Linked DNA regions of Homo sapiens: region 2 is linked to region 1. The links are chromatin contacts, found by Hi-C or POLR2A ChIA-PET in ENCODE. All regions are on one chromosome and are shown on one strand. The core of a region is the stretch at or near the end of the contact, and the rest is flanking DNA. Distances in the headings are between cores, read along the strand shown.

Region 1 (3,273 bases), core at 622-3,121:
GTATAGAAAGTGTTTATATATATGTGTCTACTTATGAGGCTAAGAGGGAAAATGTGTTTTTATTTAAGCCTGCCGTTTAAACAATGGAGAGAATAGGCCATCCATTAAGAGTTTGATCCCATCCAACTAGCATCATGTATGAGAACTTATTTGTCCCTTTCACATTTATACTCTAGCCCTGATTTTGCTTGGCAACTTACTGGAGAATTTTCAGTATCTTGAAAGCTCCTTAGTATTTTGAGAATGGCACTGAATTGTTTCCCTTGTAACAGATTTAGCAAGTGAAAAATGGAGGGTTTTTTTTCCCCTCATTTTCAGACATAATCTTGGCAGAATGTTTAAAAGAAAGATAAACAAAATGTCAGGAACACTTACAAAAGAACACTGCAACAGAGATGCAAGAGGTGGCAGGGAACAGAATAAATGGATATTGTCATACAGATGGCAGCTGCTGCTAGATTGTCCAATACAGTGATATTTAGTTTTCTTCCATGGACACTGAACTCGTTTCAAATAGCCCTGACACGGCAAAAGTGGAAAGGAAGCGCCTTTCCTTTTCTTCTCTGCCACATGGGGTAAGTCATAAAGTCATTCTTGGTACCACGGACTCATCTATTTCCAGAGAGGTTATGAGTGTAAGTGGGAGAATAAATGTTTAGCTTCCCAAATCACCTTGTTCCCTGGGAGGTTTCATCAAACCTAGCAGAATCTGTATGGATGCTCCAAATCTGTCTGTTCTAAGCACCCACAGATGTTTTCTCTTGGCACTCATAATAAGGATCTAGGATTAAATGTTACCATTTAATAATTAATTCCATTCAAACTCTCCCTCCCTTCTGTTGAAGGCTGGCACTCTGGTATAACTGCTGATGTGCTGACATCCTGGAACACCCGAAGTGCTGATTTCCATGCTATTTGTAACATTATATTCAGGATAAAAGTACTTTAATTTCCCAAGATGTAGTATTGTAGTTTTCATAAACTGGACCATATGCTGGGATGTGTTCATACACCTGCAGTTAGTTACATTTATATGTAAAAGTTGTCAGTTGATTTCTTTCAAAGAAATTGAGAATGTGGATTCTCTAACATTCTCCTAAATTATTTTCAATGTGAAATCCCTATGCCTTTATTAGACATATAATATGTTATCACAGAATTATACAAGACTCCTGTTTCTGAATCAGGAATCATCGTCCTCTTTTAAATCACACTACACATCTATAAAATTTTAACATTTGAGGAATCTGAGTGAGAGGTATCCATATAGTCTTTATATTATTTTCTCAACTTTTTGGTAATTCTGAAGTTATTTCAACACAAATCATTAAAAAATTACACTAAATATATGAAGTAGCTTGGTATATTCTTTTAAAATAAAACATCTTCTGTTTTATCTAAAAAAATCTGTCATTTTATATACAGAAAACATGTAGTTTAAAGGTTCTACCCCGCTACCTATAGAAACATAAAGTAACAGATATGTTTGTTGTGTAACTAACAAGGTCACAGGCTGTTCAGCTGCTGGAGCAAACTCGATTAAGCCCGTGATAATCTTTTGAAAGATTGTAATTTATCTCCATTTGAAGGGCATTATCTTAGTTCTTCAGCTATCACAGGGAGCAAGGGTAACAAATATTCAGTGATGAATTTTTGAAAGCTGTAGTCAGATCTTGTTCTCTTAAACCCTTCTAAAGGGCTGTCAAAAGGCAATGAAATAAAAATTGTCAAATTTATCCACAGACTTACATAATGGCTGTTATCTGAGAAAGTGGTTTATGATTCATACAGTCACTACCTTTACTTAAGCAATTTCTTGTTTGTGTTAGATTGAAAACAATCTGTTCCCATTGCTCACGTGGGAGAGATTACCACAAAAGGCTCTTGTTTACTTGCAATAAGAAGCTATGAGACACAAAATCCATGAAGAGGGGATCTATACTCTCAAAACAGTGTGGTACTTTCATTAAGGGTCAGCATTATTGACCACCTTTTTACCGTGTTTTCTTGATTTAAATGTAGATTTTGGAGTCTACAAGTAGCTTTGAATATTTGAAATGGATTTTGAAACTAATTTTTAAGGAGGACGAGAGGAAAATAACTGATTTAGTATCTTCTGCATGGTAGGGGCTCTGCTTGGTAAACAGGTTATTTTTATTGAATTTTGCGAACAACTCCCATGAGGTATATATGATTTACATCTTACAAATAAGCACATTAAACACGGAAGCTGAAGTACACAGCACCCATTCACATTGTGAAGTCATTGAGAATTGAATTGGGGAAATATTCACCACAAAGATATATCTTTCCACTACTATCTATGCTTGCAACTGTTTGTATTTTCTTCCACTTTCTGTTGCTTATAACAGAATACCTGAAACTAGGTAAATTATAAAGAAAATGAATTTATTTCTTATAATTATGGAGGCCAAGAAGTCCAAGATCTAGGGGCTGCACCTGGCGAGAGCCTTCTTGCTGCTAGGACTCTCTACAGAGTCCCCAGGTGGTGCAGGGCATCACATGGTGAGGCGGCTGAGCATGCTAGCTCAGGTCTCTCTTCCTCTTTTTATAAAGCCACCAGTCCCACTCCAGTGATAACCCATTAATCCATGAACCCATTAATCCATACATAGATTAATCCATTAAGGATGGCAGAGCCCTTATAACCCAATCAACTTAAAATTTCCACCTGTCAATACTGCCACATTGGGAATTAAATTTCCATGTGGGTTTTAGAGGGGATAAATGTTCAAACCCTAGCAGTTTTAAAAATGTTTTTGTACAATTTTGTCCGATCATTTGCTCAAGTGAGTGATTTTTTTCCCATCTATGCTGAGAACAGTTTCTTTGAGGTGCAATATTGCTATGATGTAGATATTCAAGTGGCCTGAAAAGCCTCAGTAACACTCAGTAAGTGTGGCCTCACTGATTCTCAAAAGAGTAAAATAAAAGTGGGGGATGGGGAGGGAGAAGAGGAACTGATAGGCCATTCCAGTGTCTTGTGTATTTAGAATGCACAGACCCACTAGCTTTAAAATATTACTTTATGTAACTTAACTTTTTGCTAGTTAGACTTGGGAAGGGTGATGAGAGAGATGGAGTATGGCAAGAGTAGTGTAAGAGACATACAATTCAACTTTCTGTAAAAAAGTAAATGCATAATCTTTATACACGGTTTTTCAGTTGTCTGTAAAGCCAACCACATAATTAGGCCAAGTTATTTGAGCACAGGAGAGAGACCAAGACTACCTTGTATTTTTGATAGACTTG
Region 2 (3,271 bases), core at 735-3,234, 63 kb after region 1:
CCAGTTCATCACCTTTAATATGAGTATATATCATGATATCCATTTCATAGGGTTGTTTACATACTCTATAAAGTGCCTAGAATAGTGACTAACAATATATTTTTGTGTGAAATGACATAAAATCCAGTAGAAGCTTGTAATTAAATGTAGTGGTCATGTGATTACCAAATACCCAATTTGTCAAACTTCATTTGTCATTTGCATGGTCTCCCCTCAGTCTCATCCAGTTACCAGTTAATAATCATGGTTCCACCACTCCAACCCAGAGACGTCCCAACCAGATTGGTATTGAAAAATGGCTGGATTAATGACATGTATTTATTCTGCAGAATACCCACTATGTGTAAGAAGAACTTATAAAAAGCCCAGACTTAAGTGCATTTCAGTTTGGTGCCATCTACTTTGAAAAAAGAAAAAAAAAAGAGCTCTTTGCTTTTGTTTCAATTTATAGACTCAGTGGTGGATCAGCTCATTTAATGAGCTATAGCTGAGAGCAAATACTCCGGGAACGTCAAGTGCTAAAAGTTTGGAGGATTTGATTTTTTTCAGTCCAGTAACCAAAAGCATTTGATCTTTTATTGACAGAATATGGTTGCTGTAAAAAGAAATGAAATGTCCTAAGTATTCAGGGTTGAATAGCTATGAATGCTTTCTATTTTCACTGTTCAAACACCCTTAACTTTATGCTGTGTATAATAATATATTAGCATGTTCAGGGTTTATAAAGAAAATATACTTTTTTTCATGCAGTATTAAAATGGCCCCTTAAAAGTATATATTTCAAGGGAATGAAATTCTCTCAATGTTGTAGTTTTTTTATTAACAATTATTTTTCCAGATTAGTCTTCTGTTCCACCTAGGTAAAACAAGTAAAAATGAAAGTAGCATACAGGGATGTTTCTTATTTGAAAGAGTAGAAAATGTGGTTTTCTTCCAAATTGTGATTTCCTTTGATAAATGTGCCGTTACTTGATACTGGAGACTACGAGCACACTCAAGGGCAACACACAGCCAGGGCCTGGCAGATCCTTGTTGCAGGCCTTTGGAAACAATCCTACTGGGCTAGAATAACAGCTCCATTATTCAGCATGGCAAGTCTATCACCCTACTTACTAGCATAGTTTGGAGGTTAAACAATGGTGTCTCCTGCTACTTACCCATTATCAAATTTCTTCACAATATTTATTTAGACTACTATCACTGAAGCAAGGGCACCAACTCATAAAAACTCAACTTTCTCAGAAGTAAGACTTCATTAAAGAGAACACTCCAAGAGGAAAGTACTCTGGTTAGGAACATTCCTTTACAGTCAAGAAAATCAATTCCAACTTGAGTTTCAAGTATTTCAAAATTACTGGATGAGAGAGATATGTTACTTTTATTAAAAAATTAATGCTCTTTAGAAGACCATCACTTAAATATTAGTGTAATTCATGCTACATCACAGTTAATTGAAAATATCACTGACATTTGTAGATAAGAATGACAATAATAACTGGAAAAATGCATTTAGTTGCCAATGCCTGCAAATAAATGCCGATTTTGCTTACGGCAGACTAGAAAAATAAAAGCAGACCAAGGTATGTTTGTTGGTTATAAGGGTGGGTTGGTCTCATTTAAGTTTACAGTGGGAAATAATATTCATTTGATTTAAAAAAAATCTATGTGAATGATTTAAAGAAAGAAGAAAATCTTTGGGGTAAGTGTTGACATTTAGAATACAGAATCTGCTTTTTACCTTCAGTTGCTGAGAAACTGATCACAGCTTGGTTAATCTTTTACCAGGAAAATGTCCACTGATTAGGTAACTTAGAAACATGTTTATATTTCTTAGCTACTAGGGTAGATCTACCAGCTCAATTTACACGTTAAGCCTAGGAAGTGGAAATTCTTAACCCTGGATATGGATCTGCCCAAACGTCTGTCTTTCATTGGTCTCCAGACTTTGTTTCTATAGCGAAAGCAGCCTCTAGGGGTGGGTGTGTGGGAGAGCGCCCCGGCCCCCAGCAGACACAGGGAGTGAGATATGACAGCACTCTTTAATAATGAAGTGAGCACCGTGGCAAGCCCAGATTCTGAGCAAATTCTCTTTGAAAGGCAAGCAGCTGTGTAATCATTTATCTAGTCTTAGTAGGAAATGGCTTATTTTACACAATTTTCTCAAAAGCAAATTTGAAATCCTCATTGTAATGTGACACCTTCTCTATCCTCAAAGTGCAATGAGGAAGAGAAAATTTAATATAGGAGTCAGCTTTCCCCTCTTATCCTTCACTAACAGCAGCATACTTATTTGATATATAAAAATAATAAAGGTGAAAATTTTGGAAGAGCTGAAGTCACCTTTTTTGGGGGGTGCTTTCATTTTGCTATTGGCTGTTAGTGCTAAGCTGAATTATAACATGTTCCACAACTTTATGGAAGACAAGACTTTGTGTTAACTGCAGAGTAAACTCACCAACTTTTAGTGCTGCCAGTTGTTTACAGTGAAATGGATCCTTGATGTTTTTTTTAGATCCTTGATTTTTACAGCCTTCCAACCACTAACCTTCTCCAGTGATAAATTCTAGGGCAATTTCAAATTCAGAAAGATGACAGTCAATTCCTGAATTTAGGAAGGAAATCGTTTCTTTACATGCTTACTTTGCATTTCAAGTCCGCCAGAAAGGAAGCCCTAGCACATTTGAAAATATCTTGGGAGTTACACAAACGTATGCAAGGCATCTCAGATTTATCTTTGGCATCTCTGCCATTTATTTAGAAGCTGCGCACAAACAGAATCTGTCTTGTCCCATGCAGCCCTTCCATCGCACTAGGAATACATTATTGTGCTTCTGTTTAACATGCAGCCTTAGTGAAAGTACAAATTTGATACAGTTATACTTTTATAACCTTCAGTTTACAGTTGAGCTCTATGCCTTTTTAGTGCTGACTAGAAAATCAGATGGGATGAATCTGGGAATACAGCTTCACAATGTGCATAATCCTGGCTCTGCAACTGAGGAAAATCAATGAGGGGAAGCATTGATCTCCTTGCAGAGTGCAAATGCAGTTAGCTCAGAAACACTCTGCCGGGGATTTTGTTATTCAAGTCATTCAGCTGCACAACATGTTTTCAAACCAAGCTCTTATCATGCAGCAGCTCTCTAGATTCAGCTTAACTCTACTTACACATGCATAAAAAAACATGTCTTCCAAGAGGAAAAATAACTGCATATCCACAGTCAGCTTCTATGTTTGGTCAAGGCTAAGCAAAATAGCCTTCACTTCAGTG

The links. Hi-C counts contacts between places; a loop is a spot of excess contacts on that map. ChIA-PET counts read pairs that join two places held with the same protein, here RNA polymerase II (POLR2A).
Region 2: a loop to region 1 is called in a map of Calu3, with 2.3 times the contacts of the local background. The contact joins two enhancer-like sites. A Hi-C loop is called at or near these places in 1 of 168 maps with a recorded cell type or tissue (Calu3). POLR2A ChIA-PET finds 5 or more read pairs at or near these places in 1 of 52 experiments (OCI-LY7).

What each region holds. Positions count from the first base shown.
Region 1 is chr5:124,823,190-124,826,462 of GRCh38, forward strand. No RefSeq gene overlaps it. Among named protein-coding and RNA genes, the nearest start is that of ZNF608, 78 kb to the left of the region's middle. Within about 2 kb of position 1,872, at least 2 of the 41 ENCODE cell types and tissues checked have a DNase peak (open chromatin) inside an H3K27ac peak, as active enhancers do.
Region 2 is chr5:124,886,352-124,889,622 of GRCh38, forward strand. No RefSeq gene overlaps it. Among named protein-coding and RNA genes, the nearest start is that of ZNF608, 140 kb to the left of the region's middle. Within about 2 kb of position 1,985, at least 6 of the 41 ENCODE cell types and tissues checked have a DNase peak (open chromatin) inside an H3K27ac peak, as active enhancers do.